Regions from separate parts of the Homo sapiens genome. Here regions 2 and 3 are each linked to region 1. Evidence: chromatin loops called from intact Hi-C (ENCODE). Cell type or tissue: sigmoid colon. All regions are shown on one strand. Each heading gives the region's core, and the rest is flanking DNA. Links, peaks and the distances in the headings are about the cores only. Region 1 has its middle 210 kb from the start of TFCP2L1. Region 2 overlaps GLI2 (GLI family zinc finger 2). Region 3 overlaps LOC105373583 (a long non-coding RNA gene).

Evidence for each region. A loop is a pair of places that touch in the nucleus more often than their neighbours do. Peaks named below come from ENCODE experiments on the same cell type or tissue, not always from the same donor. Only the 100,000 strongest peaks of a DNase experiment are listed, where the experiment ranks them.
Region 2: a loop joins it to region 1, with 2.8 times the contacts of the local background. A loop is called at or near these places in 4 of 110 quality-filtered maps.
Region 3: it touches region 1 in a loop (3.0-fold over the local background); 2 of 110 quality-filtered maps call a loop at or near these places.

Annotation. Positions count from the first base shown.
Region 1 is chr2:121,065,285-121,076,100 of GRCh38, reverse strand. No RefSeq gene overlaps it. Among named protein-coding and RNA genes, the nearest start is that of TFCP2L1, 210 kb to the left of the region's middle. RefSeq lists enhancers at 1-841, 360-1,259, 842-1,692, 4,867-5,026, 4,711-5,274 and a silencer at 654-948. In sigmoid colon, for the core only: a CTCF peak has its summit at 4,926 (motif pointing right); a DNase peak (open chromatin) is centred at 4,910; H3K4me3 peaks cover 64 bases.
Region 2 is chr2:120,821,072-120,831,887 of GRCh38, reverse strand. All of the region lies in intron 2 of GLI2 (GLI family zinc finger 2), which reads right to left. Among named protein-coding and RNA genes, the nearest start is that of GLI2, 91 kb to the right of the region's middle. RefSeq lists enhancers at 6,159-6,966, 6,967-7,774, 7,775-8,582, 9,419-10,084 and a silencer at 8,075-8,286. In sigmoid colon, for the core only: no CTCF peak of the experiment used is centred there; DNase peaks (open chromatin) are centred at 4,687, 5,467 and 5,847; H3K4me3 peaks cover 371 bases; H3K27ac peaks cover 962 bases.
Region 3 is chr2:120,233,158-120,243,973 of GRCh38, reverse strand. LOC105373583 (a long non-coding RNA gene) reads left to right here. Exons shown (of 3, transcript XR_923259.3): 2 at 5,610-5,682; 3 at 6,223-8,778. It also overlaps a transcript of RALB not described here. Among named protein-coding and RNA genes, the nearest start is that of RALB, 14 kb to the left of the region's middle. RefSeq lists enhancers at 50-1,000, 4,872-6,071. In sigmoid colon, for the core only: no CTCF peak of the experiment used is centred there; a DNase peak (open chromatin) is centred at 5,099; H3K27ac peaks cover 2,104 bases.

The DNA.
Region 1 (10,816 bases), core at 1,080-9,079:
GCCCAGAGGAGGGAATAGCAGGTGTGTGGTTGTGATGGGGCAGGGAGGGCCCCAGGGCAGCGGGGACAGGAGGCGGGGTTTAGACTGGGTGGTAGGTGGGAGTGGTGCCTGGGACCCCAGGAAAGGCTGCAGCCAGGAAGGCTCTGGATTTGTGCCCGAGGCTCCTGCTAGCAGCTGACGGAATGGAGAGGGCAAGGAGGTGGGCAGGGAGGCGAGCTGGGAAACGCCAAGCTGGGCAGAGGCAGAGGAAAAGGAGAGGAGAGAAACTGAGGGGGCAGGGTTGGCAAGAGATGGGGAGGACTGGGTGGGTGCCAGGAGATGGGGGGAGAGCAGCCACGCCTCCCCTCCCGGCTGGGGTTTTTTCATGCTGGAGTTGGAGTTGGGGCAACTTTTGTCCTCTCTGCTCCTTGATCCAGGGCAAAGGCGGGGGGCGGGGAGGGGGGGCGGTGAAAACACGACCTAGTACCTCTCAGTTTTAGAATCAGCCACTATCTTTTCTGGTTAGAAATCGGTGGCGGGAAGCGGCTGGGAGAAATAAGATTTAGCCTCCCAAACAGGCGGCAGGGAAGGAAGGGACCAGAAGTGCTCCCAGCAGCTCATTTGCATTTCAAACAGCCCGTTTGTTTTATCTCCTAATTAGCATACTCACCCTCAGCTGAAAATGAGTCCATTAAAGGAGACTCTGCTCCAGGCTCAGCTCCTCCTTTAAATATTTTTAAAGCGTATGATTAATACACTTGCCTATTGCTGCGTGGACTGTGCTGGGGGGGTCAGGGGGCAGATAAATGAAAGAGGATAGCTGCACGCGGCGTTGACTGGCTGATTAATCACTGCCTGTTTTCTATAACTCATGGCAGATGGCAGGAGCTGGCTGCAGGCCCTCGTTGGGAATGAGGTGCTGCAGGCAGGATGAACAGGGGTCGGGGGAGACCCTGGAAGGCCCCAGTTGTGTCGTGTTTTTTTTCCTCGGCCCTACAGACCTCCGTGTCCACCCCACCCCCTGCACTTCGTGGCAATTCCCAAGTTCAAGAGCAGTGGCGTAGCTTCTGGGAAGACACAGGAAATCTCATTTCTCCCTTGGATTTTTTAGGACCTAGATAACGACACTGTCAATTTTGGGAATGGTCAACTTTGGGGTGGGGAGAGTCAGGTCCAGTGCAATACTTGTATATATTTTATCTTCAATTCTCCCAACAACCCCATTTTCTAGATAGGAATTGTGAGGCTTGGCAAGGCAGACACAGGTATTGTTCCCAGCTGGTCCCACCCAAAGCCTGCTCCTCGCTGTCCTCCCTTTTGCCCTCCCCAGGGGAGCATCATCAGCCCAAGGCCCAGAAGTGAAGGCCCTGGAGCTGGCACAGCTGCCCCCTCCCCGGGACCTCGGCCCTCTCCATCCCTGGGGGCCACTGCAGTCTTCCCCTGGTACGGGACACATTCTCCCCGTCAGGCCTGCATGGCTATTGCCCACCTCACCGTGCACATTCAATGGTGTTTTTGTCTCTTGACTTGTCTTTCCCAGGAGATGATGGATTTCCTGGAGGCAGGAAGTGTGGCCACCACCGGGAGTAGCTCCAGGACCCGGCATGGGTTAGGCTCTGGGGTGGTGTGACAGATGTGTGTCCGGTCAGCCTAGCTGAGCTGAACTGCAGCACCCAGAACTCCCTTCCCTGCACAGGCTTGGGTTATCTGGGGCCCCAGGGGAGGGGCAGAGGGAGCAGCAGTCATGTCTTCCTTTTACACTCAGAAGGCGAGAGGGGCCAGTGCCTCCCAACACACAGGGGACTCGCAGGTGCTGCTGATCTCAGGAGATGGATTTGGTGTCCAGGCAGCTGGGGCATAGCTCTTCCAGCCCAGCCAGAGCCTCCTGTGGCCTTCTTGACTCCCAGGCCAGGTATATGCTTAGTTCATGAAAGTGCCGGCTTCTTCCACGGGGTGCCCATCCTCGAAGGTAGAGGCTTAGAGCAGGGGACAGATTGACTTGGGGTCTGCCACTTCCCGGTGGGAGTTCCAGCTCAGCCTGTCAGGTTCCGTTTGTCCTCCTACCCCACTTCATGGTCATCCCCTTTTCCCCACGCCCGCCCTGCCAGCTCCACGCACCGGAGAAGCAGCAGTTCCCTTAGACGGGGTGGCCAGTGCCCAAGGTTTCACAAGGCCAAGTCCCTGTAATAGGTCGTGTGTGTGTGTGTCTGTGTGTGTCTGTGTGTGTGTGTCTACGTGTTTGTGTGTCTGCATGTGTCTGTGTGTATCTGTGTGTGCGTGCGTGTCTATGTATCTGTGTGTGTCTGTGCGTATCTGTGTGTGTGTGCGTGTCTATATATGTATGTGTGTGTGTCTGTGTGTGTGTCTGTGGGTGTGTCTGTGTGTCTGTGTGTGTGTCTGTGTGTATACGTGTCTGTGTCTGCGTGTGTCTGTGTGTCTGTGTGTGTCTGCGTGTGTGTCTGTGTCTGTGTGTCTGTGGGTGTCTGCGTGTGTGTGTCTCTGTGTGTTTGTGTCTGTGTGTTGGTGTCCGCGTGTCTGTCCGTGTAGTGCGTGTGTGTGTCTGTGTATGTCTGTATGTCTGTGTATGTTTCTGTATGTTCCTGCATGTGTGTGTCTCTGTGTGTGTGTTTGTGTCTATGTGTGTGTGTCTTTGTGTGTCTGTGTGTTTCTGTGTGTGCGTGTGTGTCTCTGTGTGTTTGTGTCTGTGTCTGTGTGTGTGTGTCTGTGTGTGTGTCTCTGTGTCTGTGCGTGTGTGTCTGTGTGTCTGTGTGTGTGTCTGTGTGTGTCTCTGTGTCTGTGTGTCTGTGTGTGTGTGTGTGTCTGTGTGTGTGTGCGCGTGCATGTCCTCTCACGTCCCAATGTTCCACTTCTCTGAACTCTGACTGGTGCAGGTGGCAGAGCCTGTAGGAACGGAATGGGAGGAGATGGGAAACCCTTGTGGGATGGGAACTGTCAGGTCGGGTTCTGCAGACTACGTGGGAAAGTGGAACACAGTGATCCTGGCAGAGGGAACAGCATGTGCAAAGACCAGGGGGTAGTGGGGCACAGTGCCTGAGCAGCCGTGGGTTCCTGTCCCGCCCAGAAGAGAAAAGGTCTGCAGAGGAAGCAGCGGCTGCCTGAGTGGAGCCCAGCCCGGCAATGGGCAGTGGGAGCCAGGCTGGGCTTTCCTGCAGGAGGCACCACGTGGTTGCTGCAGATGAGAGAGGGTGATGCCCCCAGGAACTCCAGGCTGGCAGGGGTTAGGGACGGAATTGACGTGGGCTGTACGGCGTTGGCCTAGTTCCTTGTTGGGGATACAATCAGGCGGGAGCGGCCTGTCCCTTAGGATACAATGACTGGGCTATAGCAGTCGTGCTCTTGATCAAGTTAAAAAGTGGCTGCTGGTATCACTGGCCCCCACCAAGTCGGGGAAGCCCTGCTCCCCATCACTCTGGAGAGCTGTGTATTTTCCCAAACTCCAAGCATTGGTGCTGAGACCGCTCCCGCAAAAAAAGCCAGAGAAGGGTAGCTGGGCTTCCCCCAACTCCAAGGGGTTGAACTAGCGACCCTTCAGGAGTCTCAGAAGACCCCCATTGTGCATTCAGGGAAATGGGAGCCCAGGGAGAGGATGGGCCCTGCCTAAGGTCACCCAGTGAGTTGCAAGAGCCGGTGAGAGCCCAGGTCTCCAGATGCCTGCCCAGCAGCAGTGCCAGGGGAAGGGGACGTGGGGCCAAGGCCACCCGTTGTGCAGAGATCAGGAGCAAGTGGTGCCGGGGCGAGACTACCCACAGGGGAGCACCTTCTCTGAGCTCCAAGGAGCCACAGGCCCTGAGCCTCTCTCCCTCTCTTGGGGACTCACCACCTTGAAAGAGATGGACCCAGAGGTAAATGACAAGATGACACCATAAATGCCACAACGCAGGCACTGGGGGAGAACAGGGGAAGCAGCCACCAATCCTCCCTTATAAGTATTCAAATTCCACTCATTCCTTCATGCAGTAACTAGCTACTGAGCACCTAGGATGTGCAGGGCTGGATGGGGCTGGGGACACAGAGCTGAACAAGACAGCCCCCCTGCCCCCGTCTTGGAGCTTGGCATCCTAGCACATATTAATATATAGTATTCGTACACTGTGTAATGTAATGCTGGTAATAACATCCATAAAGATCCCTCACAGCAGTCTGAGAGGGCGGAGTGATGGGGACCAGGGACCCTTGGCCCAGGAAGACAAGGACAGCCTCTTAAAGCAGTTGCCATTTGAGTCGAGACCTAAACTCTGAGAAGGAGGAGGCATCTGGACATTTGGAAGCAGACGTTTTTAGGGAAGGAAAACAGTGAATGCAAAGGCCCTGGGGTGGAGGTGAGCTCAATGCTTTGGAAAGAAGGCCCAGTCGGCTAAAGCGGAAGGAGCAGAGGAGGCCCTAAAAGGTGACCTGGGGACATAGGTGGGTTGGACTGCAGAGCCCCGTGGCCATGGGGACGTGCCTGATGTACATTCCAGGGAGCTCCTCTGGCCTCTGTAGGACAATGGGCTGTGCACCCACCTGGTGCTGATGGGCACCAGGGCTCTTTCTATGTTTGGGTACTCAGTTGGAAACCCAGAACTTCTGAGGTGTTACAACGTGGGGCGCCTGTGCCTTCAGCCTGTCTAGCAGTGTGGCCTGGGCAAGGCCCTTCCCAGAGCCCAGTCTCTGTCAGGCTGGAGGGTGAGTGATCCAGCCACACAGTCACAGTAACAGCCTGCTCCCTCCGGAAAAGGCCTCTGTGACCAGGGACAAGCTGCTTTCCCCGCTATGTGGAGTGCTGAGGCTGATCAGCAGGAAACGGGCGGGTGAGGGCTTTGACGCCTCCGGGCTGGAACCCCTGGGCTGTCTTGGGGAAGCCCTGAGGGGAGCGGAGGTGGTGCTGGGACTGGGACCCCTCCTGCCGTCCGCCCTAGGCTGGCAGTCGGCGCCGGGCACCACTGCCCTTCTTTCACCAGGGGGCGCTGGTGGGCTTTTGCACTCTGTTTTCCTACCTCTCCCCGTCCTTTTTTTTCTTTTCTTTTCTTTTCCAATTAAAAATCATCCTTGTAGGGTCCATTTTCAAACAGATTTTGGAACAGTCTCTTTGAGAAATCCAATACACTTTTTCTTGAGACAGGGTCTTTCTCTGTCACCCACGCTGGAGTGTGTGACGTTTGCTTACTGCACCCTCAACCTCTGGGCTCAATCTTCCCACCTCAGCCTCCCAAGTAGCTTGCACACCACTGTACCCGACTGAATTTTTGGTTTTTTTTTTTTTTGTAGAGACAGGGTCTTGCTTTATTGCCCAGGCTGGTCTCAAACTCCCGGGTTCAAGTGATCCCGCCACCTCAGTCTCCCAAAGTGCTGGAATTACAGGCGTGACCAATGTACCATTAACTTTGGGATTCAGAACTAACTCAGGAAGCTGCCAGCCACCCAGCTGAAGGCCAGGCCTGGGTCTCACCCAGTAGCCAGATCCTGGCAGGGGGTGGGGGCAAGGGTGGTTCTGGGATCCCTGTGGACTGGACCCACAATACTGACTTCTGACATTTGTTGGGTTTTTTTTTTTGAGACGGAGTCTTATTCTGTCACCCAGGCTGGAGTGCAGTGGCGCGATTTCGGCTCACTGCAAACTCTGCCTCCTGGGTTCAATCAATTCCCCTGCCTCAGCCTCCTAAGTAGCTGTGATTACAGGCGCCCGCCACCAGGCCCGGCTAATTTTTGTGTTTTTAGTAGAGATGGAGTTTCACCATGTTGGCCAGGCTGGTCTTGAACTCCTGACCTCAAGTGATCCACCCACCTTGGCCTCCCAAGGTGCTGGGATTATAGGCGTGAGCCACCGTGCCCGGCCTGACATTTGTTGGTTTTAATAAGCATGAAAGGAATTCCAGGGCACCTGTCCTCCACCCTGCCCCATTGGCTGGCCTCGAACCCCAGCGGAGCCAGAGTTGGAGAGTATTTTCCGTGAAAGATTTCCTGGGTTTTGGGGACAAATTGGGCTGCTCTCAGGAGTGGGGGACAGAATGGGGTGCGAGGTGGGGGCAGGGGGCCTTCTTCATTCTACTTCCTGCTCGGAAATATTTTAGGGACTTGCTATTTTAGTAAAGGCATTAATTGGGCACATATTTACCATCCTACTGTTTTTAATCACAATGTCTGTGAATTTCCCTCAGTGTGAGAGGGGCCCAGACTTCGATTTCCTGTCCCTTCAATGCTTGCAGATGGAATATTCCAGCACATGTGCAGGATCCATGCTAACTAAAACATAGTTACCCTCCACCACGGAACCACAGACAGGGCACAAGGACAGGGGCGGCTGAGGGTGGGTTCCTGATTCCCAACGTGGGATGGGCGTACCCCACCCCCTCCACCAAGGCATGGGGCTGTGTTCGCGGTTGACAGTATGGTCACGCGAAGGAGTTTTGCAAATGACCTTGGCCCTGGAGGCGCAATGACCGAATGAAGCTTGAACTTCATCACTGAACTCTGCAGGACCTGCAGGAGCAAGTTGGAAGCTCAGTTTCCTCATCTGCGAAATGGGGGAATAATAGTGACTGCGCCATGAGATGACGGTGAATGTTAAATGACATCGCCCATTGTTATCAGGGTTTTGGCTGTCACTATTCATCGAGTACCTCCCTCCTGTCCACTCATGCTTTACACACCCCGAGAGAAGCTCCTGCGGATTAGAGATGTTAAGGGAGCCGCCTAGGATGGCACAGCTTGGCAGAAGGGTGGAGCCAGGGCCCACCTGGGTCTGTAGAATTCCTCTGCTCTCCTTGGCCTGTCCTCTGAACTCCTGGGGATTTGGCAGATTCTCCTTTCAGGGGAGAAGTTAGAGGTGGAGTCTGCGCTTTGCATTCTGCCATCCCAGAACCCTGGGGCAGGTTGTGCCTGGGCCTGGCTGCTGGCTGGCACTGAGCAGCAAAACAGTCCCGACCAGAGCCGGGCACCTGGAGGCCAGTGGTGGGCAAAGCCCTTCCTCCTGAGAAGTACAGGTTCACTGGCCCAGCCCTCCCAGCCCTGCTGCACCATGCAGCGGGCTCCAGAAGAGGAGGGATGAAGCCTCAAGCCCTGCCCACTGAGAAGCCCAGTATTCCCCCTGGGATGGCAACAAATCCCGCCTGCCACGGAGGTGCCAGGACCCGCCGCAGAGAGGGAGATGAGAGAGGGCCCTAGAGAGGACTACAGAGGCCACTTGCAAGGAGTAGGGGATGGATGACAGGGATGAGGGGGACTGGGGAGAGGAGGAGGGAGGGAGGGAATTGCTCAGCAGGGCAAGGACACAGGATTGAGCACTATGTGGGGTGGGGGCACCTCAAGAGACAGAAGAGAGGAATGGGTACCGTGGTGAGGGTCGGGGGCATTCACTGACAGAGAGGAGAAGAGCCTGCCAGGTTATGAGTGGTTTGAAAGCTGGAGTTTAGACTTGATGTGATAAAAATGGGGAGCCACGGTAGCCTCTTGAGTGAGGGAAGGCTAGGGATGGGCTGAGGAAGGGGTAGAAATGAAAGAGACAGGTTACAGATGCCAGTCTCTGTGCCATCCACGACTGGTCTCTAACCCACTTCATCCCCTGGCTTCAGTTCATTTACTAAGTCACCCTTGGGAGCTACCCTCAGAAATCCCATTTTCAAATGACATGAGAAAATGCTCCTGGCATAACACAGAGTGAAAAGCTAAGAAGCAGTGGAAGCTGTGCTTTGTAATCTCGATTTGGTGAGAGAAGTCTGCAGGTGTGTCTGTGTTTGTGAGGATACCACTGCCCCGGGCTTTCTTGGTGATGTTGGTTTTTGTCCTTTTTCTTCTTTGACAAAATTTCCTTCACCTTGGGAGGGTTTCTCGCCTTAGCCCTCTTTGCCCTTGGGGTAGGAGGAGCCGGCTTCTGGTTACAAATGACCCAGGCTCTGGATTTTGTGGCGTTCCAAGTCCATTAGGGAAGGACAAGTATGGCAGGGAGAGGTAGAATGTCAGGAGAAGCAGGTGCTGGGGAGGGCTCCCCCAAACTTTCAGGGGTTTCTCTGGGCCTGGGCTGGCCTTGGGGAAGAGGGGAGTCAGTGGGCCTCTGGGGGCTGCTCCGCAGATGCCAGTTTCCAAATTCTCCTGAGACTCCCATGCCTGAGAGAGACACACACCACCGCAGAGCCGCGGTTCCTCCCGAGTCACCTATGTGGACAAACACAAGTGACAGGTGACCCAGGACCCCTTGACATCCCTCCCCATCCAACACACCTTGGCACTGTGTGGGATTCAGAACCAGGGACCATCCAGGGGTTGGGGGGAAGCTCAGAACCCACACTCAATGGATTCCAGGCCAGAGTGACGTGCTACTTCCTACAGGGCCAAGCTGGTAGCCCGAGAGGTCTCCCCATTAAAAGTGCTAAAAAAAAAAAAAAAAGAGCCTGGAGGGATTGCACCAACCCTTACTAGCAATTCTCTCTGCAGGTGGCATGATGGTAATTTTTCTTTTCTTCTTAATAATGAGCTATATTTTTCTAATTTTCTACAATGTGCAGATGTGAATTCTAAAATTAGAAGGGAAAGGAAAAGTAAAGTAAAGCAAAACTAGTCAGAAAGACTAGCTCTCGTGAAGCCAGGCTTAGGGGGACCAGGACAGAGAGGTTTTGCAGGAGGGCCAGGTTCCCAGTGTGGCTTCTGCACTGGCCCCAGGGGCAGAGAGACCCCAGGGCCCCATGTAGCATGTGCACACTCCTTGCCCCACTGCTCAGCTGCTCCTCCCCACCGTCACTCACTCCTGGAGGCCAGACAGTGTTGCCACCATGCTTCCAAATAGAGGCATCACCATTACTGCCCAGTGGAGGGGCACCAAGGGCTGTGCTGTGCACCCCCCACCAGCCCCGCCTAGGCCTTGTTCTTCAAAGTGTGTTCGAGCCCCAGGTTTCTTCTGAAGACATAGAACATCTTACCCCTTGTAGACTCCTCTGCCCCATCTCTTCTCCACCCTTCTCCTTCAGGGTCTCCTGCCCATAATGTCATCCACATCCTTCCAGTGTCTTGATTACAAGATTTGTTCCTGCTAGCCAACAAGACATTTAGTCCTAAGAATTAGACCTCACAATCCCTCTCACCAGCCTCTTCATCACCTGTGTTTCCCTATCTCTGACCTTCCTTTTGTTCATTCCAGTGGGCCCCTTGCTGGTCTCCTTGTCTCCTCTCCATCCACCACCCACAAAGCCACGCCAGGAAAGAAAAAGTACTGGGATTGAACTTCTCTGTTCAGAATGACTTTGATGGTATTTTCCTTCTATCAGTGCTTCTAGGATCAGATTCAAGTTCCCTTTCCTGCAGCCCGAAGGCCTCTGTGATCAGTCCTGGGAGAATGGAATGCCTGGGGCTTACGGTACTACTCCCAGCCCTCGCTTCCAGGGCAGACATTACTAATCAATGGCAGCACACTCCTCCTGCTAATCCAGGATGTGGCTTCCAAGTCCTTTTCAGCAAAGGTATCAGGCACCCCGTGACTGATCAAAGTTGGCCATCTCATATCCGGTTATAACCCACAGGCCTACGCTTCTTTCTCTTCCCTATCCCATTCCCCTACCATTCAGCCACATGGGATGTATTGGCACTCTCACATTGGGATACTTGAGGAGGTTAAAGGACTGGACCAACTTCACACAGGTACTGGCAGGCGAGGGGTGATGCGAGGGACAGTGCAGTGCTCCGTGACTAGCTTTGCTGCTACCACCCCTCTGCCTAAAGGGGCAAGGATCCCAGAAGGAGAGAGTTGCTTTGAAAAGAGTCATCTGGCTGAGGGACACAGTGAACCCCAAAGCAGCCCCAAATGGTCAGAGTCAGGGAGTAAGTGCCCTGGCCTCCTTCTCCCTCACCTGCCTGTGCTCCCATTGTCTGAGCCCCACTAAAGCTGGAGGGCGGGAGAGCCTCTTGCAGTAGATATCACAGGGTGGAGCAAGGCTTGGGGGAAGTGGGCACCACCAGAAGCTTTCAGCCCACAGCAGGATGCCCTGCTCGGCCCCACAGAGGAGACAGAAGGGACAGGCCAGGCTCACAGACAGGCTGTCAATGTGCTACCCGTTCCATACCACCGTGCTCTTGCCACCAAGTTCCGTCTGCCTGTCTGACTGTCCTGCCAGCTTCATTTGCCAAAACCTACTTCTCCTTCCAGCCAGCCCAGGAGCCACCTCCTCCTCGAAGCCTCATACATTGCCCTTTCTGCTGGGTCCTCAGTACTGCCCCAGTTAGAGGTCATCGTTCCTTCCTCTGGACTTCAAAAGCAGTTCCCCAGCAGGGGACGTCCGCGGGAGCCAGGCCTGTGCAGTGGGAAAGGAGAAGCCATCCTCCCACGCGATGGACGAGGACTCAGAAGCCAAGAGAGTGTTTCTGGTGTGGTCAAGGTGGCTGGCCCCAAATCCAGCATCCTCTCTCCACAGAGCCCTCGCCCCTGTCTTCAGCCAATGTCCCTAATATGGCTTCCCATCCACCTGGCTGCTGGGCACACCTCCGCACCATCCCACCTCCAACACCGTCTCTCCCCTGCAACCCCACTGCCACCCAGACCAGGAGAGCAGGTTTGAGAAGCGCCCCTTGGCTGCTGGTGGCTTGCAGCAGGCCCCGAGGCTCCTCAGCTTTCTTCTGGTGTCCTTTGGGGACCTTGTCCTATAGACTTGGGGATAAGTCACAGAACTCTTGCAGCCACACTGAAGAAGTACATGAGCCAACCTCTGGTGAGGCCAATTCTGCCACCACTGGACCTGTCCCTGGGCCATTGCCTCGTGTGCTCACTCTGAAAGCCTGCCTGACCCTCAGTCTCTTCTTTTGCTGCCCCCTAGCCTCTGTGACCCACCTGTGGACAACTGGTCGTGATCAGCTG
Region 2 (10,816 bases), core at 1,129-9,128, 240 kb after region 1:
TGACACTAGTGCCATTGATTTCATCCTTACTCCACGCAGGTACTTTGTGAGCATGACCTCACTGAATCCTCACAACAACCCACAGACAAATGCAGAAACTGAGGCCTGGAGAGTTGGGTGAGTTGGTAAGAATCAGAGCTGGATTTAAAGCCACACTCCCAGCCACCAGACCAGGAGGCACCTCCCTTCCTACAGACTGGGACAATAACCTGCACCACCGGGGGCTGTGTGACAACCAGAGAGCACACCCAAAGCTCCCTTCACAGGCCCCAGAGCACTGATACTGCTCTCAAAACGGAATCTACTATTTTACTGACTATCCCCAACCATAATAAGGAATCAAGTACTCTGAGCCTGGCTTTTATTTTCCTGGGTGTGAGCTGTCCTGCTTGTGGCCTGTCACCCAGGAAAACACAGGTGCCCTCTGGCCTGACATCAGCATCCCAGTGGATGCTCCAGCTGCCCCTGGACAACCTGTCCCCACACTGTGAGCCCTGTAACCTCCAGGGAGGCCTGGTGCCCACAGCAGAGCACCCTGCACTGTGAGGGTTTTCTTTGGGAGGAGCACTTGCCAATTGCCAGGTTAGTACAATTATCAAGCGCTGGACTGAATGCACCAGAATAACCTCAAGTCTTTCCAAGATGCCTTTGGCAGAAGAAGGGCCAGGCATCGGGACAGGGCCAACCTCCCAGCTGGGAGCAACCTTGGTGTGCAGAGACAGACAAGGAAAGGGAACAGAAGGACAAACATGGAGAATGACACAGAAAGAGAGAGGATGACAGAAAGAGAGAGAGAGAATGACAGAAACAGAGAGAGAGACAGGCAGAGCTGAAACTGAGGACCAAATGAGGGAAAAAGAATGACAGGAAAACAAAGAGACCAAACAGGCAAAAAAAAAAAAAAGAGACAGAGAGAGATACGGAGGCAGAGTGAAACCAGGACACAGAGACAGAAGACACAGAGACACAGAGTGATCCAGGACAGGGACCAAGTGAGAGAAACAGAATGACAGAGAAGAGAGGGACAGACAAAGAAACAGTGAGAGAGACAGCAACAAAGTCAGAGAAGGACAGAGAGAACCAGAGAAAGGAGGCAGAGAGAGTCACCCAGAAAACAGAGGGAACATGGTGGGGACCAGGACGGGCAGGGAGTCTCACAGGTCCAGCCATGAGGTTCTGGGAAGGGCACTCCCCCAGCCACCTGCACATTCTCCAGAGGGCTCACACTCTCTGCCCTCCCCTGCCCTGCTGGAGCCCCAACAAACAGGCCCCGTCCCTGCTCTGCCCTGAGCTCAGGCAGCCCAAGAGGCTGCTGTTTGGGGAACACATTACCAGCATGTGCTGCCCTTCCCATGGATGGACGTGGGGCCTGGTGGGCATCCGTGTATGTCTGTGTGTGTCTGGGCCCACTTCTCCGTACACACCAGCAGAAGCATGAACAAAAACCCACACACACACAGGCTTGGCAAGCATGCTGCCCCAGCAGGGCCAACCTCCTCCTCTACTCACCCTGTGCCCTAGACTGAGGGCCCCCTATGTGCCAGGCACTATGCCCACAGGGCTAGGGCACAGTGAGACCCTCAGAGGGCAGAGGGAGCTAGGCCAAGGCCACTTAAACAAACAGGAGGGCAAGGAGGGGCTCAAGACACGACCCGGTGATGGCACTGCACGGTGCAGGTGGCTGCACCAGGAGCCCAGCCAGCACTCACCCCCTGGGATGGCAGGTACTCAGACGGAGGGGCAGAGCGGGCCCAGGGTCTTGTGGCCGGTTAGAAAGACCACCTCCACCAGACTCCCACTCACTCAGCAGCACACTCTGACTTCCAAGCCTGCTACACTTTTCACCCAAGGCGCTTCTGCTCAAAAGCCACCTCTTCTAAGGAAACTTTACACACACGTGCACATATATACACACACACACACGCAGGCACACCTGCCCTTAGCAAAACATGCGCCCCCTCCCCTCTGAATGCCTAGCACAGTGCTGACTCAAAGGGACCAGAACTTGCTTGCAGAACTTACATGAACTCAGCCCTGCACTTCCCTCTGAGTGCCCCCAGCCCTGAGAACTGGGGAAGGTGCCCCATGAAGGAATGGGTCCTGGCCAGGAAGCAGGATCTCAAGGCCCACATAGGCCCTCCTGCAGCCACCCTGGTGGACACAGTCCCCTTCTCCCAGGCCCGGGCCCACAGCTACAGCCAAGTCAGCACTTGGAGAACGGATGGGACACCAGCATTACGGATTGGTGATAATAATGACGATATCAGCCAACTCAGATGAGAACCTCCTGGGAAACAGCTGTTAGGCCCAGCCTTGGTTTATTCCTCAGATGTACCCTATGAGGTCAACTCTTCATTATCACCACCTAGAGATGGGAAGCTAAGGCTGGGGGAACTCCTTCTACTTGACGAATGTCACACAGCTGTTAAGTGGCTGGGCTGGGGCTCAGCCCTAGCACTGTCCAACTCCTGGGCCTGAGATCTTAATCATGACACTGCCTTTGAGCTAAGTCAGCCTCAGAAAGACATTAACCCTGGTCAGAAACTTAAGACACTCACAATGCGCCCACTCTGTAAATGATGTGGAAAGAGATCGTTTATGGAAGTACTAACATGCTCTGAGGCATACTGCCCCTGGGGCTCTGTGTCCCTGTGTATCTGTGACTGTGTGAGTGCAGGCGTGTGCATGCGAATGTGTGCATGTGTGTATAAGTGTATGAAGGGTGCGTGTGGGTGCTGGGTGTGCACGTGGTGATGGTGTGTGTGACAGTGAGTGCGTGCATGGGTGCAGGTGCGTGGCTGTCCCTGTGTGCATGCATGCGTACGTGTGTGACTGTGAGCATGTGGTGTGTGAGTATGAGTGACAGCATGTCATTTTGGGTGACAGAGTGTGTCAGTGTGCAGGAGCAAGTGCTGTGTGTTTCTTCCAAGAGCCCTGGGCCTAGCTTCAGCGTGGTGGGGCAAGGAGGACCTTTCAGAGAAATTGTGAGGAATAGTGGCTGTGGATGATCTTTTTTTTTTTTTTTTGGAGTTGGAAGTCACGGCCTCAGCAGAGAATCCATTTTAGTAACAAGAGAAATGGAATGACGTGGCAAATTATAGTGTCTGACCAAATAAATTATTCCTTTCATTTTACCGTTTTGTTTGGAGGAGAGCTTTAAACCTCATCCTCAAGCATATTCAGCAAGTGCTTACTGAGCGGATTTGGCTGTAATTAATACGAATTTAACTTTCTTTTCTTTCCCAAGGCACTGAACTGGAGGAGAAACGGGGCAGGGCAGATTCCTCCGGGCTGTGGGTTGGGTGAAGGTTTAATAGCTTCACAGACCTGTGCAAGCTGCAAGGGCAAAAGGGAGAGGAAAAATATAAAACCTTTAATTGCTACTTCCCAAAATAACCTCAGTCCGCCTGTAATAAGCTTATGCTGGATTTTGATTCTTTTCACAGAGGAGAAAAAAATCAGGTTTAAATTTCTAAAACCAACATATTTTCCACAGGTTCCACCCTCAGCGTCTGTCTGGGGTTGAGAGCTCGAATGTCCTCGGAGTCTCCGGGCAGGGGCTCAGACAAGAGGCTGGCCTCACAGGTGCTTTCTCTGGTGAGAGAGCGGGGAGAACTAACGAACGTTTCCTCAGAGAAGCCACCTGGCCCGGGGGCCTTGGCCCAGCAAGCTGCTCTCATGCATAAAGAGGGCACTGAACCAGGGGGTGACACACTGGTCATCGATGGTGGAGGAACCAGGAGGACCCAAGGTTCACGGAAGCTTTAGAAGTCCATGGGTGTTTAGACCTGCTCCTCAGGCTCTCTTCAATAATTTCATTTTCTAAACTTGCAGGAAAATATACAAAACATAAAATGTACCATTTCCATGCCTTTTAAGTGTACAATTCAGAGGCATTGAGTACATTCACGTTGTTCCGCAACCATCACGACCATCCATCTCCAGAGCTTTTTCATCTTCCCAAATTGAAATTCTGCACCCATTCAACATGAACTCCTCACTCCTTCCTCCCTCCGGCCCCTGGCAATCACAACTCTGCTTTCTGTCTCTACGATTCTGACGACTCTAGGGACCGCGTATAAGTGGAATAAAACAGTATATGTCCTTTTGTGACTGACTTATTTCACTTAGCATAACGTTCTCAAGGTTCATCTGTGCTGTGTCCGAATGTCCTTCCTTTTTAAGGCTGCATAACAGCCCTCTGTATCACGCACCACATTTTGTTTATTCATTCATCCATCAATGGACCCTTGGGTAGCTTCCACTTTTTGGCTATTGTGAATAAGGCTGCTATGAACATGGGTGTGCAAATATCTCTTCAGGACCCTACTTTCAACTTTTCTGAGTCTAAATCCAAAAGGAGAATTGCTGGATTGTAAGGTAATTCTGTTTCATTTTCCAAGGAACTCCCATACTGTCTTCCAAAGTGGCTGCACTATTTCACATTCCCACCAGCAGTGCACAAGGAGGCCAACTTCTCCACATCCTCACCAGCACCTGTTCTGTTTTCTGAGTGTTTTTCTTAATAGTAGCCATCCTATTCACACAGTATGGGTATGAATCCCCACTGACTCTTCATCACCCGCTCACAGGCAGAGGCACTACTTAGAGACGCCGGGCTCACCACTTAGCAAGAAGCATATCAGCAGACACTCGGGTTTGGCTGTGCCAACTCCGCTGTCCTGAAAGAAGACAGCCACGGGTCTGGGCAACATAGTCATATGTTTGTGTTTCTGGGCTGGCTCTGAGGGAAGCCTAGAGGTCCCTGAAGCACTCATCCGGTCACGGATTTAGTCAACAAACCACTGGCATGGGCAGTGCCAGGCCCTGTTCTAGGAGCTGGGGACACAGCAGTCCCTCATGGACCCATGGGAGTCACCACACAGTGAAAGCGAAATGGTGGGAGCCCCACTTGTCCCGGGAGCCGCCAGTGGTTATGCGTGGCTGGGGTGTGGGGAGATGTGGCAGGCTGGGAAGTCACTATGGAGAATGTGCCAGCATTTGAAGGGGAGACAGAGGAAGCGGGAGCCGGGCAGGTTGCCCAGGCGGATCTGAAACGGGCTCTGAGCTGTCACTGGGGACCGCAGGTACAGAGGGACTGAACTGCCTGCTTCTCAAATCATTCCCGAAAGGCCTGGGGTCAAGAGGCCATAGGCATTGGAATCCCATGGGCCTGGGTTCAAAGCCACTTCCCCAACCTGTGTGACGCAGAGTACATGCTCTCTGAAACTCAGGTCCCTAATCTGTAAAACGGCAATGCAGGGAATCCCATCTTTTGCCAAGATTAGACACGAAAGACCATACATGAGATAAAAATCTCCACCACTCCAAAGCACCTCTGCCCACCTCAAGCAAGGTCCCACACGGAGGGGACCCCACTTCCTCCAGAGTGCAGTCCAGCGGTCTCCTCTGTGTGGAGACGCACACTGCCTCCCAGATCGAACAGCAGCAGAGGGAGGGGGCTGGCTGGGTTCTGGGCCTGTGCATGAAAACTGTGTATATAAACATCAGAAGCTGAATAAAAACTCCAGCTCTGGAGCCTGCAGTACAGGAGGCACGAGTAAATGTAAACAGGACGGCAGACCCTCACGCCCAACCTGGCTCTGGCACATTCAGACTGGGACGAGGGCACTGCTTCAGCTGCATGCACTCAGCCCCTCTCTGTCTCAGCTTCTCCCCTCTCTCCCTCTCTCCTCCATGCTGAACTTGCTAAGTTGGGTGCATGCAGATGCATGCCAGCCACAGCTCCCTCCCACCCCACCCAGCCGGGTTGGAAGCCTCGCAGCTGTCTCTGGACAGAGCCTGGCCACGGCCCAACGCTCTGCTCTGTCATAACAAAGGCGGCCGTCACCAGGCAGCCTCCCATCGTGCCCAGCAGTAAGGGCCTGTGGTGTTCTCACCCAGCATCCTATCCCTCCCTGGGACACTGCTGGGCCACAGCTGGAGTGCAAAGCTCTGAGCAGCCAAGGCTTGTGCAAGGCCATCTGCGAACCAGCAGCCACAGGAAGGAGCGCTCCTGTGATCCCTGGCCAGATTATCCAAACATCTCCTGGCCTTGGGGCTTAGCCCTAGGGGCAGGGGTAAGACTTGTCAGAAGACACCCACAGGGATCTGATGTCTGCAGGAAGCACCAGGAGGGGGACATGGAGGGAGGGCTGTCATCAAGGCAGCTTTCCTGGAAGGAGCAGGCAAAGGACAGGCATCTGGGCAGAAGGAGCTTACAGCCAGGTGCACACTCACAGTCCGGTGCACGCTCACAGTCAGGTGCATGCTTACAGTCCAGCACACACTCACAGCCAGGTGCACACCCACAGCCAGGAGCACACTCACAGCCAGGAGCACACTCCTTACAGCTAGGCACACACTCACAGTCAGGTGCACACCCACAGCCAGGTCACACTCACAGCCAGATGCACACTCACAGCCAGGAGCACACTCCTTATAGCCAGGTGCACTCACAGCTAGGCGCACACAGTCCAGCACACACTCACAGCCAGGCGCATTCACAGCCAGTTGCACACTCCTCACAGCCAAGCACACACTCACAGCCAGGTGAGGTTGTTTTAATGTGAGGGCAGTGAGTGGCTGCACAGGTGGACAGGGCCAGGCCTTCCTTGGGCTTTATCATGTATTTGTAAAACCTGAGTGATAAATGGGCTCCTTAAACAGGAAATGCATTCTTTCAGATTCTAAGTACTTGCTTCAATTCTCCCAAAACTCCCAAATCATGGCAGTACCAATGGCTATAAGAAATATCATGGGGGCCAGGCACAATGGCTCACACCTGTAATCCCAGCACTTTGGGAAGGGGACCACTTGAGGTCAGGAGTTCGAGACCAGCCTGGGCAACAAGTTGAAACCCTGTCTCTATAAAAAATACAAAAATAAGCCAGGTGTGATGGCAGGCACCTGTAGTCCCAGCTACTTGGGAGGGTGAGGTGGGAGGATTGCTTGAGCCCGGGTGGTCGAGGCTACAGTGGGCCACGATTGTGTCACCGCACTCCAGCCTGAGCAACTGAGCGATAACCTGTCTCAAGACAAAACAACAACAACAACAACAAAGAAATGCCATGGGGACATCCTTTGTCAGGTGTGTCACTGACAAGGGAGTTCAGGTCCTCATGTCCCACTTGGTTGGAACATCAGGCTGTGGGACACCTTATCTCAAAGCAAGGCCCTCAGGACAGGCTTACATCCTCAAAGACCAGCTGTGTCATTTGGGGTAAATGACTTGCCCTCTCTGACCTCCTCAGAGTCAGTTTGACAGGTGCTGGTGTAGACCCAAAGGGGGCCCAAAGGGGCTTACAGCCAGAGATGGAGCAGGGGGCAGTGGCTAATGACAAGCACCTGGAGGGACACTCTGGAGCCGCCATTCTGCCATCTCTGAGCCCCAGCGCTCGTGAACGTAAGAGCCAAAGCTCAGAGGGTGGGCCTGAGGATCAGCAGCTTCCCGGGGTGGCGAGGGACAATCACCTGTATCAGGGTGGGGGCCCACACCCCTGTAAGGGGGAAGGCTGCTGCCAGAGCACCACTCCACACAGTCCCCCTGGCCAAGGGGCAAACTCGTAACAGTCAAGGTCAACACAGCGAGTAAATTTGTTGCTGCCTCCCTCTTCCTCCCTCTCTATCCCCCTACTTACCTTCCCCATCCAACAGCCTTCACAGGGTCTTTTTCTCCTCCACCAGCTACGTGATGTGGGGTAAGTGACTTAGCTTCTCCGAACCTGGGTTCCACTGGTGCTTTAGCTGCTATACTGCCTCCCACTGCTACAAAGTCATCCCAACGGAATCCCCCCAAGATATGAACGTTTAGATCTCCAGAGCAGACGAATCAGAAAAACCTGGTTCTTTCTTTGTTAAATAAAGTTAATTCACCATAGAATTCCATTAATTAATGAACTGCCTTTATGCCCATAAAATATGAATAATTTTGGTCCATGCATGGTTTTACAGGAATACGGCAAATTACACAGTGACGTGGAATGGCAGGGCCACCAGGAATGTGAACCCTTTTGTGGGTGCAGAAAGGAAACCCCTCCCTTGGCCTGCATGGTACTGCGCCTTCGCCTAGGCCTATCGGAATCCCACACGGCTTCACTTCCGCACATGCCACAAGCTCCCAGGGAGTGGCTCCATCTGCCCAGAGACATCCCCGGGACTCCACCCTGAGGCCCAGCTCTCCTCTCCACAGCCCACAGCCGGGAGATCTTCCCATAAGAGAATCAGGGAAGGATTCCGATCCCTGCCTTCCAATGCTAGGCATTCCATAGATGTCCCCAGGCTACCCACTTCTGTGTGCTCCCCACATCCCACAGCAAAAATGCTATAAGAGGGCAGATCAGAAAGAATGTCACATCACTCTCTCATCCTCTCCCACTAGCAGCTCCAGCCCGAATGCTCTGTGGTGTTAAAGCACACTTCAGCGTGTACTGGGCGAGTGATGTCCCTCTCTGCCTCCTCCACACCTGCCCAGGGACTGGAACCTGCACCCAGAAATGTGGGTTTACTTAATGATGGGGGGGATTTCTCCCCCAGCCCCACACACAACTCCAGTCCCTTCCCCCCACTGTATGGCTAAATTTATAGATTTGGGATTGCTGTAAATTATAATGTAATTATATCACACCGGGGGCAGCTTCCCACGGCAGAAATTAAAAAGCAATTCAGGTAAATGATCTTTAGCTACAGTGGAGCGTCCCTGCAGAACTCATTAAGTCCGGGACCAAACGGCATACCAAAGACGGTGTGCGGCCGCTGCATGTCAAACACAGCCTCGCCTGGGAAACACACAGCCGGGTGGCGGGGGGTGCAGGGGGTGGGAGCAGGTTCCCTGTTGGGATGTCCTTCATCCACCTCTCACATCCACCTCTGTGCACACCTGTCCAGGTGTCTCCTCCAATGCCCCCTCAGCCTCCCAGTCCTAGACCACTCCTGCAAGATTCCCCTTAGAGAAGGAAACTCAAGGTTGCCTGAGGAAGAGCTAGGGTAAGGGGCAGAAGATGGGTTCAGAGTGTACTGAAAATAAAATCAGATGGGAAATTTGCCATTTGGGTTGCATTCGTACCATTTCCTCTGAAGCTTTGAATTTCAAAAGCCCAGGGAGTTACTTTTGTGTGTTTTGTTGTTGTATTTTAACGTCCTTAATTGAACCTTCCATTGGAAGGGAAGTATGGCATGGAAAGAAAGAACTGGAAAGAAACATACTAACATGTGAGTGAGGGTCATCCTTGGGAGGTGGAATCAGGGAAGAACATAATGATATGTTCATTGGGCTTTTCCACAGTCATCACATTTTCAATCACTTTAATAATCAGAAAAATAGTAAACAGGTGATTTGCGGAGGCATTTCCATTTGCTATCCTTGTGACCTTCAGCCACATGCAAAGGGGTGGAATGGGGACAGCACCATCTCTCTTGGTATTAATTGTGTCAAGTTCATGCAAGGACCCTGTGAGGGTCAGGATTCAGGGAACACAAAGGTTCTGGAGCCTTAGGGCCCATCGGGCTGTTTCCTAACACGCTTCTGAAAAGGTCATTTTGTCCCTGTCCCTTGAGCTGGACCCGCTGTGCAGGGCACTATGCCCATAGCACACTGCTGGGTCCAGGGACCACAAGAAGGCTGCTCTAACTCCAGAGACACTTTGTTGAGTTTATCACCTTCCAGACACTGTTCAGTGCTTCGCTGATAACAGCTCACTCAACCCTTGTAACAATCCTTGCACCCGAAAGGATGCTGCACAGACAAGAACTCCAAGGCCACAAGAGTTCACAGCCTTGCTCTAGGTCTCGTCCAGCTATCACTGGCATAGCAGGAACATGAACTCGGCCCACCGCCCGGTCTTAGCCACCACAGCCTCACCTCCATGTCAGAGGTGTGGAACACAGCAAAGGCCAGTTGACAAGCAGCCTGGTGGCATCCCCAGTGCCACTTTCTCCCGGCCCCCGTGGAGTCAAAGGCAAACAGGAACACATAGTGGGGGCCTCGGGTGGCAGCCCAGCCCAGGGGAAAGGAGGCTCGGTGTGACCCACCCCACTGCCATCCAGCTGGGCGGCCCTGGTGAAGAGCCTCAGCATCCCCATCTGTAAAATGGGGTTGCACCTGCCTCTGGGGGTCGCAGCACAGGCTTAGGCAACCTCGTAAAGCACTGGTTGGGGCAAAAGGGAAAAGAGGGTCTTTCTGAGTCAATGTAATAGTCCCCAAGTCTATGCACAGGCACCTCCCCTCTGTTTATTAGAAAGACGAGAGGGTGAGGAAGGGCAGTGGACCAGGCTTACTGGTCACCAGGTGTCCCACTGAGAGTGCAGGTCCCCTCCCCAGGGCCCACCAGGCTCTCTCTTCCTCATCCTCACGTTTGATGAGGCTAGGCCAGGAGCTGGTTTACAAGCCCATCCGAGGATTTGACAGTCTCGGCCAGAATGAGACCAAACTCCCTCCTCAATGCTGAGCTACCCTTCTCTGTCGCCCATAAATGTCCGCCGGATCTGCTATTTCTTTCACAGTAGAAGTTCACCCAGTGTTCTGCTCAGCTGAGCCATGGGCCCATCCCTAATTTGGACATTTTTCTCCCAACATCCAGTCAAATAGGAAAACAGATCGCACACCAGGCCTTTGCTTGTCCTAGTAAACTCTATCCATGAAGCCTAGGGGCCAAGAACCCTCCTGGCGCATCTGCACCTTTGCAACTCGAGAGAACCTCCCCCGTACAGAGGCCCCAGGAAACACTGTCCCCATCAGGTCCTGGTGGCTGCGAGCTCAGCCGCCCACGCAAGACAGGCTGCCAGTCAGGGAGGAGCAGATCATCCCAGGCTTAGTGTT
Region 3 (10,816 bases), core at 1,936-9,935, 830 kb after region 1:
CAATTAAACCTCTTTTCTTCATAAATTACCCAGTCTCGGGTAGTTCTTTATAGTAGTGTGAGAACAGACTAATACAGCCAATGTCTGTGGCAGGCCCTGGAACACCCAGAGCATCATCCACTGCCCCTTCTCTAATGGACACAGCCCTAAGACTAGACTTGCCACATGAAATACCGATGCAATACAGGGGCCATACTTATATGAAGAATGATGCATTTTTATATCTGAAATTCAAATTTAACTGGGCATGTTGTATTTTTATTTGCAAAATCTGACAACCCTACCCAAGCCCAGGAATCTCCAGGTGGGCAAATCTCAGGGGCCCACACCCACCAACAGCATCAAATCCCCCAGCTGCTGAGAGAGGAGGCCAGAGTGGCAGGCCCAAGACACAGCTCTCAGGCAGAAGGACTCCCTCCCCAGGTGTGAAAAGATCCCCCAGTGAGGACAGCTGGGGACTCCAATGAGACAGTGTGTGGCAGCTCTCCTGCACCAGGAGGATGGAGGGAGGTGCTCCCCAGGCCCTGCTCCTCCCCATGGCTCCAGTGGCATGTGCCCTTCTCCTGAGGAATCCCACACAGCCTGTTCCCACCCAGCAGAGTCCTGGTAAGGGCTGGGGCGAGAGTGGTGGCCCAGCCATAGCCTCTGGACTTCTCCCACTTCCTCCTCTAAGAAGCCTTCTTGATGACTCAGGCCTCCCTGATCTGTCCACGCATTTTCACGACCAATTACATGGCCCTTGTCCTCTTCTCTTGTTTTGAGTGCATGAGGGGCCCCAGCTGAAATCAGAAGCCCTGGCAGACGGAGTGCCAATGCTACAGCCCAGCACAATGCACCAAATCAGTGCTCACCTGAGACATAAAGACCAGTGAAAGCCTTGGGCGAGAAAAGGCATGCCTCTGAGCCTTGGTTTCTGCATCAGAACGAAGGGAGCTCTCTCTCACAGAGGTTGATGGAAAGATTACATAATACAATGCCAAGGGCACCATGCCAATTTGGCCCCTGGAAGCCAGTTAGTCCGCGTCCATTTTGTTTATTTTTTTATTTACTTTTTAAAAAAACAGAGATGGTGGTCTTGCTGTGTTGCCCAGGCTAGTCTCGAACTCATGGCCTCAAGTGATCCTCCCACCTCGGCCTCCCAAAGTGCTGGGATTATAGGCATGAGCTACTACACCAGGCCACTTTATTTTTTGTTTTGTTTTAATTTTAAAATTATTATTATTATTACTATTTTTTGAGATGCAGTCTTGCTCTGTCGCCCAGGCTGGAGTGCAGTGGTGCGATCTCAGCTCACGGCAAGCTCTGCCTCCCTGGTTCACGCCATTCTCCCAACTCAGCCTCCCAAGTTGCTGGGACAACAGGCGCCTGCCACCACGCCCGGCTAATTTTGTTTTTGTATTTTTAGTAGAGACGGGGTTTCACCATGTTAACCAGGATGGTCTCGATCTCCTGACCTCGTGATCAACCCGCCTCAGCCTCCCAAAGTGATTATAGGCATCAGCCCCCAAAGGGATTATAGGCGTGAGCCACTGCGCCTGGCCTAAAATTATTTTTAATTGTGGTAAAATATATATGATATAAAAGTCACCATCTTAGCTGTTAAGTGTATAGTTCAGTGGTATGAAGTAAATTCCCAGTGTCGTGCAGCCATCATCACCATCCATCCCTAGAAGTCTAAACACTACACCCATTGAACACTCACTGCCCTTCCCTCCTCTGCCCCCAGCCCCTGGCAACCACCAATCTACTTTCTGTCTCTGTGAATTTGACGACTCCAGGTACCAGGTTTCAGTGGAATCATACAGTATTTGTCTTTTCATGACTGGCTTATTCCACTTAGCATAATGTCCTCAAGGTTCACCTGTGTTATGGCCTGTCCTTCCTTCCTTGTTGAAGCTGAGGGATCATTCCATCACGTGTGCCACACTCTGTTTATCCACTCACCTGCCCATGGACACTGGGGTTGCTTCCACCTCTGGCCTATCGTGAGAATGTTGCTGTGAATGTGGGTGTGCAAATATATCTGAGACTCTGCTTTCAATTCTGTCGGGTATACACTCAGAAGTGGAACTGCCAGATCTTATGTTAATTCTGCTTCATTTTTTGAGGAACCATCATATTGTTTTCCATAGCAACTGCACCATTACGCATTCCCACCCGCAGTGCACAAAGGTTCCAATTTCTCCATGTCCTCCAACACTTGCTCTTCTCTGTTTTTTTGTTTTGTTTTGTTTTTTTGTTTTTTTTGAGATGGAGTTTCGCTCTTGTTGCCCAGGCTGGAGTACAATGGCACGATCTCAGCTCACTGCAACCTCCACTTCCTGGGTTCAAGTGATTCTCCTGCCTCAGCCTGCCAAGTAGCTGGGATTACAGGTGCACACCACCATGCCCAGATAATTTTTATATTTTTAGTAGCAGCGGGGTTTTGCCATGTTGGCCAGGCTGGTCTCGAACTCCTGACCTCAGGTGATCCGCCCACCTTGGCCACCCAAAGTGCTGGGATTACAGGCATGAGCCACCATGCCTGGCCCTCTCTGCTCTTTTAATAGCAGCCATCCTGAGGGTGTGAGGAGGCTGTTTCCTTCCTCTTTGGACCCACACACCTTCGAGCCCCGCTCATAGCAGGCACTCCATGGATCTTCACCCTGTGAACTAGATTCTCTCCTGAGCTTTCTGGCTCCTAGGAGGCAAACAGGCTGTTTCTCTCCCTGCAGGGGACCTTGGGCCTTGTGGCTCTTGGGGATTATTTACAGCCAGGGCCACCTCTGTTCTCCCCTTGGGCAGGCTCGAGGATGAGCCCTTCTGGGAGAGTGGGAGGCAGGGGCCCAGACACATGGTGCATGATTTTCGCCACTGGGCAGTCTCAGCCTTGTGGCTTTCTGCTGGTGCATCCAAGTTAACCCGTCCGTCAGCTCCCACAGGACTAAGGACAAACGCACACCCCGTGACAGTGGATCTGGGGTCCTTGTGACTGCTGCCTCCTTTCCAGCTGTAGGCACCGACTTTGCTTCTGTTCCCAGTTCCTAGCAGTAGGCCTCCGGTCCCCCAAAACCCAGCTCTCTCTGTCTACCCAAAGGCTGAGTATGTGGCAGCCTGAAATCCCACCAGATGCTGTCTCCCCAAGTCCCCACACACTCACCCAGGTGCCCAGAAGCCAACCTCACACTGACTCAGCAGCACATGCAGGAGAAGGCATGAGAGGAAAGACACCCAGGAGGTCATGGAAACAGTAAGCTCTGATGGAGGGAAGGCCTGGCATGATCTAGAATAAGACTGGGGATAGCAGGCCTGTGTAGGCCTGCCATTCTTCCCATCCAGGGGGAAGCTTTAACATCACTTTGGCACCACACAGACCTGGGTTCAAATAGCAGCTCCTGCCAGGTGCGGTGGCTCACACCTGTGATCCCAGCACTTTGGGAGGCCAAGGCAGGCGGATCCTTGAGCCCAGGAGTTCGAGACCAGCCTGAGCAACATGGTGAAACCCTGTCTCTACAAAATACAAAATACAAAAAAGAAAAAAAAATAGCCAGATGTGGTGGCATGCACCTGTAGTCCCAGCTACTCAAGAGACTGAGGTGGGAGGACCACTTGAATCTGGGAGGTGGAGGTTGCAGTGAACCAAGATCACGCCACTGCACTCCAGCCTGGGTGACAGAGGGAGACCCTGTCTCAAAAAAAAATAAAAATAAAAATAAAAAAGTAGCAGCTCCATGAGTACATGCTGTGTGACCCCAGGCAAGTCTGTTTACCTCTCTGAGCTTCCTTTGGCAAATGAGGATAACAACAGGCAAGTCACAAGGTCACTGTGGGGCTTCGAAGTGCAATCCACACCGAGGGCGGGCACCCACCTGACTGCCGCTGTTTCATGCAGAGACCTCCTCCTGCCACCCGCTCTCCCGCTGCTGAAATCCCACACAGAGACCCGGGGTTGGAGGAAAAAAACATGAGATGAAAGGATAACGGCCTTCCTTTTTCCGACAGGAGGCAGCTTGTTCTTAAGGGAAAAAACAGCCCCCTCTGCAGCACCACCTCCACTCCATCCTCTCTTTGTGTTTGAGCTTCTGGGGAAACAACAGGTCCCACGGTAGTTTCCTTCCAGGATCCCCCCTCCCTCCAGAAATTCCCCAATGACTGCCAAGCTCAGTGGTAAGAAAAATGAGCAATTTCCAGACAGAGGCCAGCACATTTCAGAGGCATGGAGTGGAGGCCACGCCCCTCCTGACGGCCCCATCCCCCGCGAACAGTCGTAGGTCACCTGGGCCCACACTCCTAGTCGCGCTTACCTCTCGGAATGCACGGAGGAGGACAGAGTGAGACTCTGGCAGAGGGCTTGCTGAGGGGAGGGCTGAGAGAGTCATCTCCCCCAACCCTTGTCGCTCTGCCCCTGCCCCACATCCTGGGCAATTATACTACTGTGGTGGGGTAGAGGCATCCAAGGCGGAGGCAGGTACTGTGCACCTGCGATACACCTGAGACTTGGAGACAGTGACCCTGGCGTTCAATAAGCATTCATTTAACGGTTCCCCAGGCATGGTGCTGGGGATCAGGGCACAACAGGGACCAACACAGACCCTCACGGGGCGCCAGGAGGAGCGGGGGCATCCAGAGGAACACGTGGAGCACGTGGCTGCCTTTGCCACACTCCTCCTCCCTGCCCTCCTCCCCAGCCCGGCATGGCTGGTGTTCAAAGCCCCTGTGTGCTCTGCTCACTTGAAACCGACTCAGCTGAGGGGCTGTGCAAATGGCGGAGACTGAACAGAGGAGCGAAGTCCCTGAGGGAGAAACCACCCCAGAAAAGACAAGCCAGGTGTCAGGGTGGGGAGCTTGGTTACCACAGTGGGTGCAAGGAGATGGGGACTGAGCAGGGCCGTGGATGCTGGCGGCCCTCAGCCATCATCCTCCCTGCCCAGGCAAGTTGAATGGCAGCCCCAAACAGCAAACTCTCATTTTCCACCTTTTATTCCAGGAAGGGCACTGTGAGGCTGCAGCGGGGAGCGGGGAGCGGGCAGGGGACCTTGGACCAGGACCTCTGACTAAGCCTGAGTCAGGGCTGCCTTCCACTGGTCCCCACCCACCCTTGCAGGCCACTGAGCCGCCTCTCCTGGCTCAGCCTCTCCCACTTGTTGCCTCCGCCCTCAACTCCTTCAGTGACTTCCTCACCTCTTCATAAAGTCCAGGCTCTCGTCTTCTCTCCGGCTGCCCCCGACAGTGCCCCGCACCCAGCCCCTCCCACCACCTGTCTCCCATCTTCCCAGCCTGTCCTCCTCCTGCCCCACTGCCTCACCGTACTCCTGCTCCTCGGGTGCTCCTGATGGCCTCTAACTGTCCTTCAAACCCAGCCCAGTAGCAGGTCTTCTCAAAGGCTTCCTGCCATCCCTTCCCTTCCCTGGGTAGGTATGGAACCCCTCACCCAGGCCTCCTCCACCCCAGCCCTGCTCCCTCCTGAGAAGCCAGGGGTGCACCTCACATCTGTATTTTTGTGCCTGGCGTAAAGCAGGAAAGGAATGAGGATTTCACTGAGAACCTACTGCGTGCTGGCCACTGTTATGAAGGTCATCACAGGGAATGTTCACAACAAACCATGACATGGTATTGTCTCATTTTTACAGGTAAGGAAACTGAAGCCTCAGGCGAAGAGATGATTTCAAAGAACTTCAGAGCTAAGAGTCTTCTTCGACTAAAGTAGGCCCCCATGTTTCCTGGGAGAGGTGGAGCTTGAGGCTTGAGTGGGCTTAAAAAACAATGAGGATTCTGACAAACACAAAAGAGGGAGAGAAAGAGAGAGAATTAGAGCATTCCAGGCAGCAGGGGACTGAGATAAAGGAAGGCCAGGAGGCAGGAAAGACTAGGAAGTGACTGGCAAGACTAGGCGGTTTAGTAGAGAATCCAAGGTATATGCTTACACAAATTACTGGGCAAGGTGACTCACACCTGTAATCCCAGCACTTTGGGAGGCCAAGGTGGGAGGACTGCTTGAGCCCAGGAGTTTGCGACCAGTTTGGAAAACATGAGGAGACCCCATCTCTATTTAAAAAAAGGAAAGGAAAGGAGAGGAGAGGGGAGGGGAAGGGAGGGGAGGGGAGGGGAGGGGCAGCAGAAAGCCTGGAATGGCAGGAGGAACACCAAGCCTGCCACAGACATGGGGCGTTTCTGAGAAGGCTAGGCAGTGTTCCAGTGGGGGAAAGCCCTTGTGGACGACTTCCCTGTCAAAACCCTTCCCAGGAACTTGAAGGGCCAGTTCCAGAGACCCTGTGACCTCAGGCTCCAGAGATGGCTCCGTAAGGCAAACTCACCATGACCACTGGTCAATGACTCACTTCTCCTCCCAGGCGCCCTCCCAGGGATGAGCGCTCCTTCACTCTGCCTCCCTCAGCCCTTGCTCCGGTCTCTCTGCAGCTGGGGTCAGTGTTCCCAGTGAAGTCAGCGTGTGGAGCACACATGCCTCGTACCCACATTCATGCCCATGTGTGCGTGTGCACACGCATGTGGGGCCTGTGTGTCTCTTTCTCTGAGACCCACTCAAGATCTGCATGCACCTCGGGCCCCCTCCCAGAGTGCTGCAGCCAGATGCACCTGGAGCCCCACCCGTCAGCCCAGGGAGACATGCCCCTGCTGAATTCAGAGAATGATCCAGAAGGATTCAGGAAATGAGGACCATTCATGAACCCAGCGACTGATGAAGAGCACCTTCCTCACATCCGCTGCCAAACTCACCCGAAAAGAAGAGACAGAGGAAGACCCCAGAGGATTGCAATTTGAGGACACCTCCAACTCATGCTCACTGCACTTGGTCCAAAATGATCAGAGGGGAGATTTGGCTCATGCTCTGGCCTCACTGGCTCCCATCACCATTGCCTCTGCCCCTCCAGCCTCTGCCAGGCGCCTGGCTCTGACCCTTGCTGACACTTCAGGCCCCTCACCCTTAGAACTGACTGCCAAAGGGCTAGTTGCTTAGTCTTCAAGTAAAGGGGGTCTGGAGGACTATGGAGGAGGCATAGTGCCTAGAGAGCCCCTCGCCTCAAGACACCCCCACTGCACTTGGGAGGAAAGGCAGGGCTGGGGGATGGAGGCACTGTGGGGGCCTTTCCTATTTGGCAGCAGCTGCAGCCATGCGCACCATAGCCACAGCACGCAGCACACATCTTCTGTCTCACAGTGATTGAAGATTTTGCCAAACCACCGGTCAGACAGATTTCCCCCCAAGCCCCACATTAATTGATTTTTGGATTCTGCAACCCAAGCTCAAGCTCAAGCTCCGAGCTCACTGCTGAGCTCAGACTCCTGGGTGTCCCACAACGGCTTCGATGTGGAGGCCATGACGCTGAAGCCAAAGTTGTCAGACACCTGGGCTGCACTTGCCTGTGCAACGAGCCTGGGAAAGCAGCTCTGGGGATTGCACCCACAGTGCCAGGGCTCGGGAGCCTCTGAGCTCAGGGAGGCCTTCAGGGACAGGCGCTCGGCCAGCTGCCTGGGTAGGCTACTAATGAGCAGATGTGTTCCAGGCTGTCTGCCCAAGGGGCAGCTGCACCTGGGCTGGAGAGCTGAGACTCTCTGGGGTTCTGCAGCCTCTGTCCTCCTCAGCCTGGCCCGACAGCCCCTCGTTCTGATACAGGAGGGCACAGCTGCCTGACGCCCCTCCTTCCCCATCTCTGCCTCTCTAATCTTCCTTGAGGAAGATTCCATCAGAGGTTTTACTTACATATTCCTACACCATGCCTGGAACATAGTAGGTACTCAATAAATCCAACTTTTCCTGAGTTAGTGGTGAGGAAAAGCTGGACTCAGGATCAGGCTGCCTGTGAAGCCTGGCCTGTAGCCTGCCAGCTCTCCCAGCCTCAGGGTCCTCACACCCACACGTGTGTGCAGTAACAGAGCACTTCTTGCCTGCAACAGTGCCTGGTTCCCAGTGTATGCCACTGGGATCCGTATTATTATTAAGTGATCCGTATTATTATTTTATCTTAAGAGAGGAATCCAGCTGTGTCCAAATGAGGGGTTGGGACAAAATAAAAGCTAGAATCCAGTCTTGCAGGTGGGGACATGGCACCTGGGTCTCCACACTGACCCGTGCTGCCCACCCTCTCACATGCTATCTAGAGACGGCACTCCTTGTGGAATGCTGCAGGAGGTGCTCCACTGGCACGAAGTGGGTGGGCTCTTAGCACAGACCCAAACAGTAAGTGACTTTTCACACTCCCATCGCATCTCCAAAGCTACATGCAAAACACTGATCTTCACAGGGGTTAGAACACAACTTCCAGAAGGCCTCTTTCTTTTTTTTTTTTTTCTCCCTTTTTTTTTTTTATTATTATACTTTAAGTTCTGAGATACATGTGCAGAACATGCAGGTTTGTTACATAGGTATACAAGAGCCATGGTGGTTTGCTGCACCCATCAACCCGTCATCTACATTACGTATTTCTCCTAATGCTATCCCTCCCCTAACCCCCAACCCCCTGGCAGGCCCCAGTGTGTGATGTTCCCCTCCCTGTGTTCATGTGCTCTCACTGTTCAACTCCCACTTATGAGGGAGAACAAGCAGTGTTTGGTTTTCTGTTCCTGTGTTAGTTTGCTGAGAATGATGGTTTCCAGCTTCATCCATGTCCCTGCAAAGGACATGAAGTCATCCTTTTTGATGGCTGTATAGTATTCCATGGTGTATATGTGCCATGTTTTCTTTATCCAGTCTATCATTGATGGGCATTTGGGTTGGTTCCAAGTCTTTGTTATTGTGAACAGTGCTGCAATAAACATACGTGTGCATGCGTCTTTATAGTAGAATAATTGATAATCCTTTTGTTATATACCCAGTAATGGCATTGTTGGGTCAAATGGTATTTCTTGTTCTAGATCCTTGAGGAATCGCCACACTGTCTTTCACAATGGTTGAACTGGTTTACACTCCCACCAACAGTGTAAAAGCATGCCTATTTTTCCACATCCTCTCCAGCATCTGTTGTTGCCTGACTTTTTAATGATCACCATTCTAACTAGCATGAGATGGTATCTCATTATGGTTTTGATTTGCATTTCTCTAATGACCATTTCTCTAATGATGAGCTTTTTTTCATATGTTTGTTGGCTGCAAAAATGTCTTCTTTTGAGAAGTGTCCATTCATATCTTTTGCCCATTTTTTGAGTGGGGTTGCTTTTTTCTTATAAACTTGTTAAAGTTCCTTATAGATTCTGGATATTAGCCCTTTGTCAGATGGATAGATTGCAAAAATTTTCTCCCATTCTGTAGGTTGTCTGTTCACTCTGATGATAGTTTCTTTTGCTGTGCAGAAGCTCTTTAGTTTAATTAGATCCCATTTGTCAATTTTGGCTTTTGTGGCCATTGCTTTTGGTGTTTTAGTCATGAAGTCTTTGCCCATGCCTATGTCCTGAATGGTATTGCCTAGGGCCTCTTTTTAATCCAAGAAAGAAAGGGGGCAGATAAGATGGCGAAGCATTGCCAGGGTTAACGGGGAGTCTGCAGACCAATGGGTAAAGATCAAAGAGAGCCTGACTGCTGTAACAGCACCCCTCTCTAAACAGGAGGGCACCCCACCCCGGGCATCAGCAATCCTGCACACGGCCATTCCCAGAGCAGCCTGCCTCCACCGCAGCACAGAGATGGGTCAGAATGAACGTCCACCCATGTCAGTGCTCTATCAAATGTCTGCTTAGAAGTTCTTTTTAGGCCAGGCGCGGTGGCTCACGCCTGTAATCCCAGCACTTTGGGAGGCCGAGGTGGGCGGATCATGAGGTCAGGAGATCGAGACCATCCTGGCTAACACAGTGAAACCCCGTCTCTACTAAAAATACAAAAACAAAATTAGCCGGGCGTGGTGGCATGCACCTGTAGTCCCAGCTACTCGGGAGGCTGAGGCAGGAGAATGGCGTGAACCCAGGAGGTGGAGCGTGCAGTGAGCTGAGACTGCACCACTGCACTCCAGCCTGGGCGACAGAGCGAGACTCCAACTCAAAAAAAAAAAAAGGTCCTTTTTAAATAATTATTTTCTAAATATTCTGGTCTGTTCAAGCTGCCATAACAAAGTATCACACACTGGTAGCTTAAACAGCAAACATTTATTCATCAACAGTTCTGGAGGCTGGAAGTCCTCTTAAGATAAAATAATAATACGGATCAGTCAACTGGCATACACTGGGAACCAGGCACTGTTGCAGGCAAGAAGTGCTCTGTTACTACACACACATCTGGGTGTGAGGACCCTGAAGCTGGGACAGCTGGCAAGCTACAGGCCAGACTTCACAGGCAGCCTGATCCTGAGTCCAGCTTTTCCTCACCACTAACTCAGGAAAAGTTGGATTTATTGAGTACCTACTATGTTCCAGGCATGGTGTAGGAATATGTAACTAAAACCTCTGATGGAATCTTCCTCAAGGAAGATTAGAGAGGCAGAGATGGGGAAGGAGGGGCAGCAGGCAGCTGTGCCCTCCTCTAACAGGACGAGGTGCCTAGGCCAGGCACTTGACCCTTCTGAGCCTCAGTCTCCCCCGTAATGGGAGCAAATCTCTCCCCCAGTCCCCACGCGGACATCATGCTAAACAGATGGTAGCGCTTCTCACTATCTTCATTGCCATTGTTATTCTATTTAACACTGAATACAATTTTTTGAAGCCCCTTTCAGACCAAAAAGAGAAAACTGGGCCCTCTGTTTACTACTAAATGTGTTCCTGTTTTTTTGTTAATTAAAAGAAAAAACAACGTCCAACACCTCCATCCCGACCATATTGTTCCTGAAGTTTCCTTTTGCTGATGTATCTGTTGTTGTGGCATCAATAGTCGTAAACCACTTCCACTCTTACTGAG